Regions from separate parts of the Mus musculus genome. Here region 1 is linked to region 2. Evidence: chromatin contacts called from ENCODE Hi-C or POLR2A ChIA-PET data. All regions are on one chromosome and are shown on one strand. The core of a region is the stretch at or near the end of the contact, and the rest is flanking DNA. Distances in the headings are between cores, read along the strand shown.

The links. A loop is a pair of places that touch in the nucleus more often than their neighbours do. ChIA-PET counts read pairs that join two places held with the same protein, here RNA polymerase II (POLR2A).
Region 1: a loop to region 2 is called in a map of gastrocnemius, with 6 times the contacts of the local background. The contact joins the promoter of Stard7 here to the promoter of Snrnp200 in region 2. A Hi-C loop is called at or near these places in 1 of 37 maps with a recorded cell type or tissue (gastrocnemius). POLR2A ChIA-PET finds 5 or more read pairs at or near these places in 3 of 5 experiments (Patski and embryonic stem cell).

The regions. Positions count from the first base shown.
Region 1 is chr2:127,265,377-127,273,249 of GRCm38, reverse strand. It overlaps Stard7 (START domain containing 7), which reads right to left and starts at 3,021. Exons shown (of 8, transcript NM_139308.2): 1 at 2,370-3,021. The coding sequence starts at 2,668.
Region 2 is chr2:127,204,898-127,212,033 of GRCm38, reverse strand. Snrnp200 (small nuclear ribonucleoprotein 200 (U5)) reads right to left here and starts at 3,648. Exons shown (of 45, transcript NM_177214.5): 1 at 3,496-3,648; 2 at 2,897-3,060; 3 at 1,169-1,340; 4 at 242-434. The coding sequence starts at 3,540. 1810024B03Rik (RIKEN cDNA 1810024B03 gene) reads left to right here and starts at 3,754. Exons shown (of 2, transcript NM_198630.2): 1 at 3,754-3,859.

The DNA.
Region 1 (7,873 bases), core at 1,772-4,271, 62 kb before region 2:
ATTGTACTTGATAAGATGTACATTCATACACTCTTTTCTTTGGAGACCTAGTCTCTCTATGTAGTTCTGGCTTTCCAAGATCTTACTATGTAGACCAGGTTGGCTCAAACTCAGCGATCTTCCTGCCTCTGCCTCCTGAGTGTTTGGTTAAAGGCAAGCGCCACCACACCCAGCCTGTGAAATGTTCTTAAGCACCAAAAGGCTAGAAAGCAAAACTATAATCTTCTCACTACATGGAATGCGAAGCCCTTGAGAAGAACATACTCTGCAGTTCCAGCTTGACTGCACACACCTGCATCCTAGCTTCCTCTCCAACAAGAAACTACAGTGTAGTGGTACACAACTGAAATCCCAGCACTGAGGAGGCCAAGGCAGGAGAACTATAAGTTCAAGGCTAACCTGGGCAAATAATGGACAGGTCCTACCTCAAAAAATCTGAGGGGAGAGGGAGCACAAAATACTGAACAGAAAAGAACACTATGAATTACCAAACAGGGGTTGGGGATTTAGCCCAGTGGTAGAGCGCTTGCCTAGCAAGCACAAGGCCCTGGGTTCGGTCCTCAGCTCTGGGGGGGGGGAAAAATTACCAAACAGCTTTCATGCTTTAACGTTTGCGTACACAGGACTGCCTGTGATTATGACTTTAAAATGTTGTTTTAAAAAGTCTTCTTTTGCTGGAAGTGGTGGCGCATGCCTTTAATCCCAGCACCTGGGAGGCAGAGGCAGGTGGATTTCTGAGTTCGAGGCCAGCCTGGTCTACAGTGTGAGTTCCAGGACAGCCAGGGCTACACAGAGAAACCCTGTCTCGAAAAAACAAAAACAAACAAACAAACAAAAAAACTGAGAATAGAGTAATGTTTATATTGTGACCTATTTGCTATTAATATCCATATGGTAAGTTTCAAATTGTGCAATACTGATTTGAAAACTAGTCTCATGCTAGAAAAAATAATTGGGACTATCTTCCTAGTAAGAAAAATGGCGGGGCTGGTGAGATGGCTCAGTGGGTAAGAGCACCCGACTGCTCTTCTGAAGGTCCAGAGTTCAAATCCCAGCAACACATGGTGGCTCACAACCATCCCTAACAAGATCTGACTCCCTCTTCTGGTGTGTCTGAAGACAGCTACAGTGTACTTACATATAATAATAAATAAAACTTTAAAAAAAAAAAAAGAAAGAAAAATGGCTTTTAACAAGGTCGAGGGTGTTGAGGGTAGTATGGCCGCAGAAAAAAAAGAAGACTTTTTTTGTTGTTTTTTGTTTGTTTGTTTGTTTGTTTGTTTTTGGTACCACTGCCAGGCGTTGTTTGTTTTTCAATACAGGATTTCTCTGTGTAGTCCTGAAACTCTCTTTGTAGACCGGGCTGGCCTTGAACTCTGCCTCCTTCTACTTCCCAAAGGTATGAGGTAGGTAGGTTTAAGGTATGAGCCACCATGCTCAGCTCTGCTCTCATTTGTAACGTTAAGATCAAAAACAAAAAAAAGTAAAACAGGTTCTCTCCTTAAGAAATATCTAGAAGAAGCTGGTGTTGGTTACTGAAACTACGGTTTAGAATGGAGGGTGTTAGGTGGAGGGGTAAGGAGCACAATTTGAGACTGTTTAAAAGGAATATAGAAATGTAATGTAAAAGCACTTTCCTTTAAAGATTATCTATCTAAAAGTTATAAAGTCTCAGAACTACAGGTTAACAAAAATAAATCAATGCCAATGGGCTTTTCCACAGACAAAACATAATGGTACAGTATTCGAAGAGTTCTAAAACAGTAAAAACAAAACAAACAAACAAAAAAAACCTAACCTAACTCTTACTGGTTAGAATATCCAGGCCATTGCTTTGTGCAAACAGACAAAATCCCTCCCAGCTTCTTGAATGTGCCAAGACACAAGTCACAATGACAGTGGGCTGTCCGCGCAAAGCCCGAGTTCCATCTGGATCGCAGTCATTTTATAAATGGCATGCTACATCACACACACACACACACACACACACACACACACACACACACACCCTTGGGCTTATTTTAAGCCCTATTTTGAATTTGCACTTTTCTGGGTACACTGATTACCCGAAAAATCACCTGTATACCTCAGATATCTAATTTGGTTTTGGAGTATTTTCTTTAGTGTCATACTACCCATTCGAAGTCGTCTCTCTTGTGGTTATTTTTAACCTGACAAGTGGATTTAACAGGCATGGGGGCAGTAACACGGGGTGCTAAAATGGGTTCAATCTATTGCATCGTACTCAAAAGACCACTGGGCAAACTGGGCACTGTCAACAGCTCAAGCCCCAAGGTGCCCACCAACCTCCCGCCCAGGCCCACCCTTCTCTACGGAACAGGGACGCCAACTGCAGCCAAGAGGCTCACCTCTGCAACTCCTCCTCCTGGATTCTCTCCTCGTCCCATACGAAAACACCGGAGAGCGCCGCCATCAAAACAGAGGCATGGCCGGGGCGGCCTCGCAGCCGGCGCCAGAAGCGTCCGAGCAGGGCGCAGCGCGAGCTCTCGGAATACAGGCGGCCGTAGAGCTGCGCGATCTGCTGCGCTCGCCGCACGCGCAGGCCCGTCACGAAGCGGCACTGATTGGCCAGCGCGGACAGCAGGCCCCCGCCCCGCGCGCCCGCCAGCCAGGCGGCCAGGGTGGCCGGTGGCCTCCTCGGGAACATGTCGGCCTCTGTGGATTCCCGCGCCTGCCGCGGGGCCCCGGAGAGGAAGGGCTGGGGGAAGGCAGGCCGGGCCGTCCGCGCAGTCCCCTTAACGGGTTGACCCCGAGGCCACCTCACGCTCCAGAAGCCAGGAGCCGTCCCTCATGCCTTTTTGCAGAAGCGGCTGAGGTAGCGTGGCTTCCGAGGAGAGCGCCGTTGCACGAGGCCCTCTCGGTCCCGACAGCCCGCCCGTCTGTGTGTACGGCGGGAACTCGCGGGGCCCCCGCGGCCAGGGCGCGGGAAGCAAAGCGGTGGCCGTCCCAGGCCACAGCAGAAGCGGTCCCGTGCGCCTGTGTCCGCCTCTCGCGCCGAGTGCGCGCAACCTAACCTGTTTGTCCTGCCCGCACTCTGATTGGGCGCATCTCAGAACCCTGGGCGCTCATTGGCTAAGCCAAAGTGCTCCTCCGCCCTTGCTCCGGGCTGCCTGGTAGCAAGCTAGGTGGCGTGGCGGGAGGGCCTGTCAAGGGCGCCTGGAGAGTGACCCTCGGACCCGGCGGTGCAGCCATTTAGGGACGTCTCACCCGGTCCGGAGGAGAGGCACGGTCAGGTGCGGTGGCGTTCCGTTGTCCTGAGAGGCCCGGCCTGTTTCCCTGTTCTCTACAGTCCCGGGAGGGGCGGTGCACGCCCTACGTGACCCCGCACCTATCACAGCCCAGGGGCAGCTTCCTTGGTCCCCCTTGCCCTGATTCCCCGAGCCCTCCTAAGTATCTGCGGCAGGGACGCGGTTCTGGGTTCCGGCTCCGAGAGAGTACGGGTGGTCCATCCTTAGGGCCGAAGAACACCTTGCAGAGAACTCGAGGGCGGGTGACCCGTTGCTCTCTGAAAATGCGTTAGGCCTGAGCAGTCTCTGACTCGGAGGAGGCAACAAGGTAGGAGAGTAACCAGGTTTCCCAAAACCTGTCTGGCCACGTGTATGTAACCTAATGGTTACTACATGGAGTCTCAGGATACATCAGTATTCTAAGCCAGGGCCTGGTGGCTCATGTCTGTAATCCCAGCACTCCAGAGGCTGAGGCAGGAGCATTGCCAGCCTGAGCAACAGTGTGTCTCAAATAAATAAATAAATAAATAAATAAATAAAATTGCCAGCCTGAGCAACAGTGTGTCTCAAATAAATAAATAAATAAATAAATAAATAAATAAATAAAATTGCCAGCCTGAGCAACAGTGTGTCTCAAATAAATAAATAAATAAATAAATAAAAATTCTCTGTCCAGTTATAAGATGGAAATAATAGCTGCCCCTTAAGTGAAGAATCAGTCTGCCTCCATTTTAGTCTTAAAAGTCATCTTACAGATAGTAAAGACAAGCCAGTTCACTCCTTTTTATGATTAAACCTGTTTCTCAAGGATTGAGCTATGCCCCACCTATAACCTTAACCACAAATAGTTCTGTACTGTCTCTTCCTAGAATCGTAGTCATTTCTTTGTTTTTTAAAAGTTGTGTATAACCATCTTGCAACCCTACCTCTATTTCAAAAGGCTATACAACCACCTATGACTACCTTGTTAGGCCTACCTTGCAACCGTGCCTTTGTTTTAGGGACCCTTGTAAAACTAACTTGTTATGCTTACAGTGTGCCTCTGTGACCCGGCCCATTTTACCCACCAAATCCCCCGTTTGGAAACTCCCTACCACTGACCTATAAAAGCCTTGTCTTCCTCACATCCAAGGCTGATCTCTGGAACCCCACCTTAGAGGGAGGCAGCCCTCATACATGAATTAATTTAACCATGCTGATTTGGGTCAGTGGTCTTACTCTTCCCATGTTTGCTATTAACACAAGAAGCTTTACAGTAAATTCTTTCTTTCTTTTTTTTTTTTTTAACTTAAGAATCTTAGCAGGGCATGGTGGCACAAACCTAACCAGCACTCCAGAGGCAAAGGCAGATTGGCTCTCTGTGAGTATGAGGACAGTCTGGTGTACAAAGCAAGATCGTGAGCTTGGCCCTCAGCCGATGGGAAAAGACACAGCTACCATCTGAGTTAGAAGAAAAACCAAGTGCACTTCCTAGGTTGCCTTGTCTAGACACTTCAATTGGAGTGGCAGTCTTTTTCTTTTTGACCCTAAGCGTTTCTAACAAGGAGAACCTGCAGACAGCTCCCAAAGCAGTTTCTTCAAACAAGGAAACTGGGGCTGGGGAGGGGGACTTGTGCATAATTATACTGGAGAGACTTGCCATTCCATCTGGAGCTGGGCACATTCCTGCAGTGCCCACTCATGCCTTTTCACACAGAACGAGCTTTAAAATATCAGAGAGGTCTGGTGTGGTGGCTCCTGCCTGTAACCAACCCCAGCACTCAGGAGGACTGCTTCCTGTCCTCGGCCATTCTGGGATACAGGGAGACCCTGCTGCAAAAGATGCAAAGCAAAGCGTTTGGAGAGCACCGCCTAGAAGCTGAGAATTGAATGGGACAGTGAACAAAGTCTACTCTCTAAGCTGCCTAGAAGGACCTTTCTAGTCTACTCTGCTGCCAGTGGGAGGCAGCAGTCTCTCCCTGCCTGTCAGCAAGAAACTTCCTTACAGAGGATTTAGAATTTTACGGATACCCTCACTATTGTGTGCCATCTTAGATATTTGTACTAAAACAAATTTTTCTCCAAAGGTTCAAAGGGAAGGATAATTTCTGGTGACTGAAATTTAGGCTTCTCCTGCTCCATCCAGGCAGAATTTAGAGTAGAGATTGATAATGTGTTTATTTCTTCTTGAGAGAAATGTGTAAGCAATAGGAAATAGTACCGGCCTCTTGAGCAATGAGAGGGTTGTACTTCACTGCTAACTGCTTCCCGAGCCAGTGAGGTCTGTGCCAACCCCAAACCTGTGAATGGTTTGGGGATGCTATCTGCCTTATAAAGCAGGATGTAGGAATTGTCTTCTGGAAGGACATAGTTGTCTTCTCTGAAAACCTCCCACATCATCAGCTTTGATGTTTTCTAGGAAAATAGAGTGTTATGAGGAGTCAAGATTTTTACAGTTGAGGTCAGAACACAGAAACTGCAACTAGCAAATCATGAGTGTATTTACCTCTAGAACATAGCATCGAGGGCTTCATTAAGACTGGATAATTTGCCAGGTGATGGTGGCGCACACCTTTAATCCCAGCACGTGGGAGGCAGAGGCAGGCGGATTTCTGAGTTCAAGGCCAGCCTGGTCTACAGCGTGAGTTCCAGGACAGCCAGGACTATACAGAGAAACCCTGTCTTGAAAAAACCAAAAAACAGAAACAAACACTCCCCCCTCCCAAAAAAAAAGAATGCTTGCTGGTCTTCCAGAGTTCATTTTCACCATATTAGGCGGCTTACAACCTGTAACTCCAGCTCCAGGAGATCTAATGCCATCTGATGGTTTCTGGGGCACTCGTATACATGTGGCATATTCTCATACAGACACACAAAATTAAACAGTCACAAAGTGAGAGGCTGGAGAGGGGCTCAGCAAATAAAAGCACAGGCTGCTCTTCCAGGTTCAGTTCCCAGCACCCACATGGTAGCTCACACCTGTCACCCCTATCCAGGGGATCTGACACCCTCCTCTGGCTTCCTTGGGGAGCAGGCATGCACACGGTACACATACATACCTGCAGGTAAAACACACATGCATATGAAATAGTAGTGACCAGGTGGCTTGCTGGGCAGGCAGACTTTTGAGAATGCCACCTTCTGTTTGGGGACCTACTCAGAACCATAACTTGTTGAGTGTTCAGAAAATGAATCAGGGGCTGGTGAGATGGCTCAGTGGGTAAGAGCACCCGACTGCTCTTCTGAAGGTCTGGAGTTCAAATCCCAGCAACCACATGGTGGCTCACAACCATCTGTAACAAGATCTGATGCCCTCTTCTGGAGTGTCTAAAGACAGCTACAGTGTACTTACATATAATAAATAAATAAATCTTTAAAAAAAAAAAAAAAAAAAAAAAAAAAAGAAAATGAATCAAAGAATCCAATGAAGTGTATGCTATCTCCAAATCCAAACTTACTAGGCAGTGTGCCTCTTTTTTAGTGGTAGGAGTGGACCACAGTAACCTGTCCTTCACCTTGAAAGGGGTAGATTAGGCCATCAGGATGACTTGGAGAGGCCAGATGTTGTCCAAAAGTGCACTTTAGTCCCAAAACCTGGAAGGCAGAGGCAGGTGAATCTATGTAAGTTTGAGGCCAGCCTGGTCGACAAAGCAAGTTCCAGGACAGCCAGGGTTACACAGAAACCCTTGAAAAACAAAACAAACAAAACAAAACAGATGGCTTGTTGGCTATGGACACCTCCTACCAAGCCCAGTGACATGAATTCAATGCCCAGGACCCAAAAGGTGAAAGGAGAAAACTGACTCCTGAAAGTTATCCTCTAACTTCATATGGTGCGTGTACCACCCTCACACAAAAATAATAAAAATGTGAAAGAAAGGGATAGCTTGCTACACTCTACGACCAGTGGTTCTCAACCTGTGTGTCAAATGGCCCTTTCACAGAGCTCACTAAGACCATAGGAAAACACAGAGACTTACATTACAATTCACAACAGTAGCAAAGTTACAGTTATGAAGTAGCAACAAAAGTAATTTTATGGTTGGGGATCACCACAGCCTGAGGAACTGCATTAAAAGGGTCACAGCACTCGGAAGGTTGAGAGCCACTGCCCTGGACCAGTAGGACCCTAGAAGTCTTGTGGAGGAAGTTCCCCTTTCAGCACATGTTTCTCATCAAGGTAGCTGGAATGGTTGCTAATTCCAATCAGCCTGTTACCAGTGTGATAGACCAGTGTGGGACAGAAAAGAACAAGGTATCTTGGAGATAAGGCTGTGACAGGTACAGGGGTTGAAAAGAGTTGAGAATGAACCTTTCAGTTCTGACAGTTGCAAGGAGCAAACTGTTCTTTTTTTAAAAAAATATTTATTATTATACCTAAGTACACTATAGCTGTCTTCAGACACACCAGAAGAGGGTGTCAGATCTCGTTATAGGTAGTTGTGAGCCACCATGTGGTTTCTGGGATTTGAACTCAGGACCTCTGGAAGAGCAGTCAATGCTCTTACCTGCTGAGCCATCTCACCAGCCCCCCCCCCTTTTTTTTTTTCATTTTTGTGTGTTTTGCCTACATTATTTCTGTGTGGGAGTATAATCCCCTAGAATGTCCTACAGACAGTTATGAGCTGCCACGTGGGTACTGGGAA
Region 2 (7,136 bases), core at 2,399-4,898:
CACTTTATTCTTCTTAGGTGGGTTTTGCTTAGGAACCCTGCAGCTGGAACTTGCTATGCAAACCAGGCTGACTTGTTGGGATAAGCCTGTGCCAAAAGGCCTGCAGATCACCATTCTCTTTAAGCAACACAACATAAGCTATGGAAACAATGCTATTCTAAAATTTTAACAAAGATGCTGAGTATTCAACAGAAAGGCCAACAACCACAAAACATGGTCTGGACACAAAGAGCTCAGGTACCCATATTCTGTATCTCCTTGTCGCCACCGTAGTCTGTGATCTTCTTGCCCAGGTTTACCAGCACATGGTATCTGGTATCATCTGTCTGACCCAGCAGCAGGTCAATCTCCCGTCTTCTCTCCTTGTCTCGAAGCTTTTCATTCTTCAGCACAGCCAGGACTTCATCAGCTGCTCCACAAAGAATATCTCGAGGCTGAGAATACAAACAACGTACAACAATAATATGTAGAAGGGCACTGACCAGCTTTGTGACAATATAAAGTAAAGAAGCATGCATCTTCAAAACTACACAAGCTGGAGATGTGGCTCACAAGTTAGGACTGCGTTGCTTTTGCTCTTGGGTTCAATTCACAGCACCCACATGATGGCTCAAAAGAAAAATCACAACTCAAATTCCAGGAGATCTGAAACCTCTTTTGCTAAGGGTACTGGGGCTATATGGTGTATATACATACAAAGCAAACAAGAAAATATGCAGCATCCTGGGCTTTGAACACTCGTTAACAGGACACAGTGGCACAAGTCTGCAATCCTAGCACATGGGAAGCAGCAACAAAACCAAAGTTCAAGGTCATGCTTAAATACATAGTGAGTATGATGTCAGCTTGAGCTGCAGGAGACCTCATCTCACACCAACAAACAAAAGCAACCTTCAAGCCTAGAGGGAGCTGTTGAGGACTTAACACAGTGTTGCCTCATGTGCTTAAAACTAGTGAGCTCCTGGAGACAGCCCGAGCGCTTGGGCGTGGGGGCATAGGTGGTCTTCAGAAGCAGAAGACAACTTGCACAACAGCTTGCCACATGTCTCTAGGTGAAAGAGGCACTCAGCAGCCTGCCTCTGACCTGGAACATGTTCACTACTTCTCTGCTCGAATGGTACTGCCCTCCCCATCCTACTGGGAAAATCCAGAGGTAAGACTGGCTCACCTGATCTCCCAGCGCAGCCTGGATGAAGCTGAGCAGCACCTCGTAGGTCTCTCGGGTCTCCTTCGTCTTAGGCTTGTAGATGATGCCCACCATCTCATCAATGCCCTCAGACAGCAGCGTGTAGCCTTTCATCTTGTTCATGTCATGCCGGTCCTCATCACGTTTTCTCCTCCTAAAGGACATACAACATGATGCTGAATGGAAGAACTGGCCATTCCTAAGCCAAGCTTACCCTTTCTATACGTCTAATATGTGAAGGCAGGAACATGAATCAAAATGATTAACTCCTACCAGACCTTAGTGATTTGAAGAAGCACTTCTTTATGGGACAGATTTATAGAAAGAAAATGTGCCATCTTCTGATATGCTGTTACAATGAGATACAGTCTCCATTATCTTAAAATGTACATCTTTTTATATCCATATGAGATTTTATAATATGATTTAGACTTTTTTTTTAACCTTAGATGCATCCATCACTTTTTAGGAGTGAGAGAAACTAGGCTCCAGTGGAATTTACTCTTAATGACTCCCAATAAACAACTAGAAAAGACGTCAGACTCTGAAAACTGAAGGACCAAGGAACAATAATTAAGCTCTTCTAAAACATAAGCACTCAAATCAAACAGGGCCTGGGGATTGTTAAGACTCCATAGTAAGAGAGAGGAGAGGGCTGGAGAGATGGCCCAGCGGTTAAGAGCACTAACTGTTCTTCCAGAGGTCCTGAGCTCAACTCTTAGCAAACACGTGGTAGCTCACAACCATCTGTAATGGGATTCGATGACCTCTTCTGAGGTGCCTTCTTCATGTCTGAAGGCAGCTACAGTCTGAAGATGAGCTATAGTGTACTCATATACATAAAATAAATATTTTTTAAAAGGGGAGAGAGAGAGGGACGGAGGGGAAAGAAAACACAATTTTCCGGGAGGTGGTGGCACAGGACTTTTAATTCCAATCCCAGTGCTCAGGAAACAGAGGCTGGTGGATCTCTGAGTTTAAGGCCAGCCTGGTCTACAGAGCAAGATACTCTGTTCTGAAGAAAGAAAAGAAGAGAAAAGAAAAGAGAAGAAGAGAAAAGAAAAGCAAGGCAGGCAAAATAAAGTAAGTAGTATTTAACTTTTGAAATGAACCCACCAACATGAAAAGACAACAGAAATCATCAGGAAGTGCTGGGCAACAAAAGGAGAGAAGGGTTGGGGAGAGAAGCTTGTAACAACATGGTGGAGGTGAATTACAGAGAGGAGATTAACTCAAGTCCTGAAAACAGTCGGGGATGGGGCTGGAGAGAAGAGTCGAGTTGTTCACCCCAGTACTGCTTTCCAAGAGGACCCAAGTTCAGTTCTTAGCCCCACACTGGGTAACTCAAAACCTCCTGTAACTCTAGCTCCAGGGACTCTCAAACCCTCTCTGGCCTCCACACAGGCATCTGCATACGTGTGCACAAACCCACACGAACATACACATGCACGTAATTAAAAATAAAACAGATCTTTTAAAAAGATAACCGGAAGAAAATTAACATCTATGAATCAGAAACGAGTCAGTAAAAGGTATCAATAGATTTTGTTCCACTTCATTACACCTAAATCCAAAGAAGCTCTAAACCTTGGTTGTTGTGCACACACCACTCATCTTCCATATAAACTTGAGTAAAACTACTGCTCTAATGCTAAAGATGGGCTTTACATTAGATGGAAAAATAGCATCCAGCATCCCCTTAGTACTTACTTGGCCCGTCTTTCTTCCTGCATCTGTGGTTTGGTCCGTTGAGCCTTATCTCCCATTCGGGTTCCCTCCAACTTCCCAACCAGGGACAGAACCTCTCCCGTCGGTTCATCCCGGCGGGTCCGGTCAATGAGAGAGCGGTCAGCTTGGAGCACAAGATTTGAGTTCTGAAAAGATCATACTTTATCAAAACTTTGATATGTATAGTTTTGAATCCTGTTATTACAGTGACAGCAGATGATGGGAAAACAGTGGAATAAAAAAAAAATCATGCTCTTAAGAAGAAATAACATAGCATTACACGATGCGCGAGCACTATTGCTGTCTGAGAAGGTGAACGACCAGCGCTCCTAAGAGCATCCACAACAGCCCACATTTGGGTAAAATGTTGGGCACATTGCGGGTAAAGAGAAGAAGGTGCGAGTTTAGCGCTGAGGGGGCTGGGGAAAACCCAACTCCTAAATTCTCAAGCGCCCCAAATTCCACGGGGTTTTTCCTTCGTGTTTTAATCCATCCTTCACCCAGCTCTGATCTCCCGCTCAAGTGTCCGTGGCTGTCCACGACCTCCCCTGTCTGCACCGGTCCTTCGAGACCACACGCACCGCCTTGTACTCGTACTGCAAACTGCGGGCAGTCACATCCGCCATGGCTGCTGATGCTCCGGGAACTCAGGGTTCCACTCTTCTTCACGCTCCGAACCGCTTCAGCGAACCGCCCTGGCACAACAGGTACAACGCAGGACGAACGTAAGGGACGGAGAAAAGAAACGGACTTGCTTCCGCTTCCGGGACGCCCGCTAAACGTGAGACTTTCCGGTTACTAACCACTGCTTCTGGGCGGGGTTTGCGGAGATGTACAGTAGTACATCCGGGTCAAGGATTCCATTGACCGACGAGACACACGCGCGTGCAAATTGTGGTTCCAGGCATCTCTACCTGCGACAGAGCCAAGGCCCAACCCCTAAGCGTATGTTGAAAGTCCCTTTCTGTAATTCTTTTGGTTTCTCATACCAGCCATCCTGTGAGGCAGGCAGACATGCAGGCAAACGGAAACTAAGGGATAAGGAAGCTGAAGGTTCAAGCAAGTTAGCAAGACAGGCATGGTGGCGCATTCCTTTAATCCCAGCACTCGGGAGGCAGAGGTAGTGGATTTCTGAGTTCGAGGCCAGCCTGGTCTACAAAGTGAGTTCCAGGACAGCCAGAGCTACACAGAGAAACCTTGTCTCGAAAAACAAAACAAAACAAACAAAAAACCAAAACAACAACAAAAAGACAAAAAAAAAAAAAAAAAAAAAAAAAGCAAGTTAGCATGTACCTAGTTCTAGTAACCGACTGGATTTCTACCCCAAACCCCTTTCCGCAAGACTCTCCCCTGTGTCAGCTGACTGACGGTAGAGGAAGAACTATTTGTGCCCAATCTTTTGTCACAGCCTGTCAGGACTTTAGGTGTGCGGATTACAGCATATGTATAACTTTGTCCTCCTCAATGTGACACGAATGTTTTACTAAAGAAATATATGAAAAATAAATAATATGTATGGAATTACTATTCAGTTTTATTCAGCAGTAGTGGTACCTTTTATGTAAAGGTGGTATTTAGTCTTTTCATAATTCTCTACACAACACTGAAAGCAAAACAGTGAGTTCTGCTTTCCCTTGATATTTAATAAGCACGAGTGAACCTTAAGTCTGTGTCCTAATCCACCCAGCCATTTTGCTGGCAATTTTTTTTTATTGTTTGGTTTATCATTTACATTTTATTCTATGTAGATAGGTGTTTGGGCTACATGTATGTTTGTGTATCATTACATGCAGACTTCCACGAAGTCCAAAAGAGGGTGTCAGATCCCCTGAGACTGGAGCTGCAGATAGGTTGTGAGTTGCCATGTGTGTGGAGGGGTTGGAACCCAGGTCTTCTCAAAGAGCAGCCAGTGTTCATAACCATTAAGCCATCTCTCTAGCCCTTATCTGGTTTTTGAGAAAAGATCTCCTGGAGTCCAGGCAGGCTTCAAACTTGCTATCCAGAGACTTCTCTTGCACTCTTGATCCCCCTGCCTCCAACTCATAAACACCGTGGCTGCAGCTATGGATGGTTGTGACAAGCTGTACCTTATCATATTTAACAGTAAGAGCAGCATAGTAACCCTAGGTTGGACTCATTTACTTTTTTTCTTCTTTATTAGTAGGAAGAAGTTTTATCGTTTAGGGGGTCTAAGAATTTGCATTTCAAATATAGTTACCTTCCCAAATGGAGTTCCACTTGGAAGATATAAAATAAGCCCTTGTCAATTTTTTTTTTTTTTTTTTTGGTTTTTCGAGACAGGGTTTCTCTGTGTAGCCTTGGCTGTCCTGGAACTCACTTTGTAGACCAGGCTGGCCTCGAACTCAGAAATCTGCCTGCCTCTGCCTCCCAAGTGCTGGGATTAAAGGTGTGCGCCACCACGCCCAGTGCCCTTGTCAATTTAAAAACTGAATGTTATACTGAAAATAAGAGAATTATTTTATGAAAGTGTTGACAGTCTTGAATAACTTTAAAAATTATAATTTTTTTCTATTTATTTATTTATTCTACGTAACTGCAAACATCGCTCTCTTCAGACACACCAGAAGGGGGCACCAGATCCTATTACAGATGGTTGTGAGCTACTATGTGGTTGCTGGGAATTGAACTCAGGACCTCTGGAAGAGCAGTCAGTGATCTTAACCATTGAGCCACCTCTTTATCCCCTTTGGATAATATTTTTAAAATATATTTTTTAAAATATTTATTTATTTATTTATTATATGTAAATACACTGTAGCTGTCTTCAGACACTCCAGAAGAGGGCGTCAGATCTCATTACAGATGGTTGTGAGCCACCATGTGGTTGCTGGGATTTGAACTCCAGACCTTTGGAAGAGCAGTCGGGTGCTCTTACCCACTGAGCCATCTCACCAGCCTCTATTTTTAAAATATTTACTTGTATTTTCTGTTGTGTGGGGAGGTCACAAAGGGGCACCAGGGCCCCTGTAACTAGAGTTATAGTTGTCAACTGCCATGTGGGTGCTGGGAATTGGGCCTAGGTACTCTGCAGGAGCGACAAATGCTCGTAACAGCAGAGCCATCTTTCCAGCCCTATTTTTTTTTTCATTATTTAAGGTTGGAGAGTTAGTTTAAGGAAAAACATGTAGATAAGCAAGTAACTACAACAAAAGCATGGTGAGAGATAATATCTTCCTCATATGTAGTTTCACTAAAATTAAGATTACTGTTATTTAAATTTAATGGGTGTATATATGTATGATTTGTGCAAGACAGGGTGACTTGTGTGGTGGGGTGCAAGTGCCACGGTGTACGTGTAGTGATCAGAGGACAACTCTATGAAATCAGTTCTCCCGTTTCATTTTTCTGTGGCCTCTGATGCAGTGAGCACCTTTAGATTTCTTATCATTTAGGAAACACACGAAGGAAAACTCCAGGTAACTTAGACAATTTAAAAATATATATATAAATCTAAAAGGGTTTTAGAGGTATGGGAAGAGAGAGGTATAAATATTGTGAGGATGGTTTGAGTTCTGTGTGTATGGTGTTCACTCACCACTGTGATAGAAGATGAGATTTACTCAGCTCTCCTGGAGTCCATTTGAGTGTGTCCTCAGAAGTGGGTAAAAGTTTGAGTTGAGAAATATAAATCTAAGATTTAGCTCTTGAAGTTTTGCAGAACAAGTGGTTAGAAGTACCTGAAGGAGTCCTTTCCATCCAGGCGGAAGGGACTCTGATGTGGTGTCATTTGTAATTTGATGAGGTTATCAGTGTCCACTCTTGCTCACTAGTTACCTGTCTTCTGGGAAGCCACTGGAGGGAATCTAGAATGAGCCTTGAGTTCTCTTACATATAACTTTTTTTTATCTTTAAAAGTTACATTTTCAGCTGGGTGGTGGTGGGACAGGCCTTTAATCCCAGCATTTGAGATGAAGAGGGGAAGGGAAGGGGGTGCTTATTCTGCTGCTTCTCCCTGGAAATCCAGCAGATGGCGCTCTGATTTCAGTCTTTCAATTTTCTTTGCTTCTGCAATCCTTTTCCTCTCTATGTACTTGATGTTCTGAGTTCTCATCAGCTTAGCTGCTCAGCTGTTACTTCTTCCTTGCTCTCTTTAAAAATACGAACTCCATCCTGGATTTTGGCCGGAGTCACTTTAATGTAGAATTCTTCTGAAATTTTTTCAAGAGCCTTCTTCCAGAGAATTGTGAAGAAATCTTGTTTT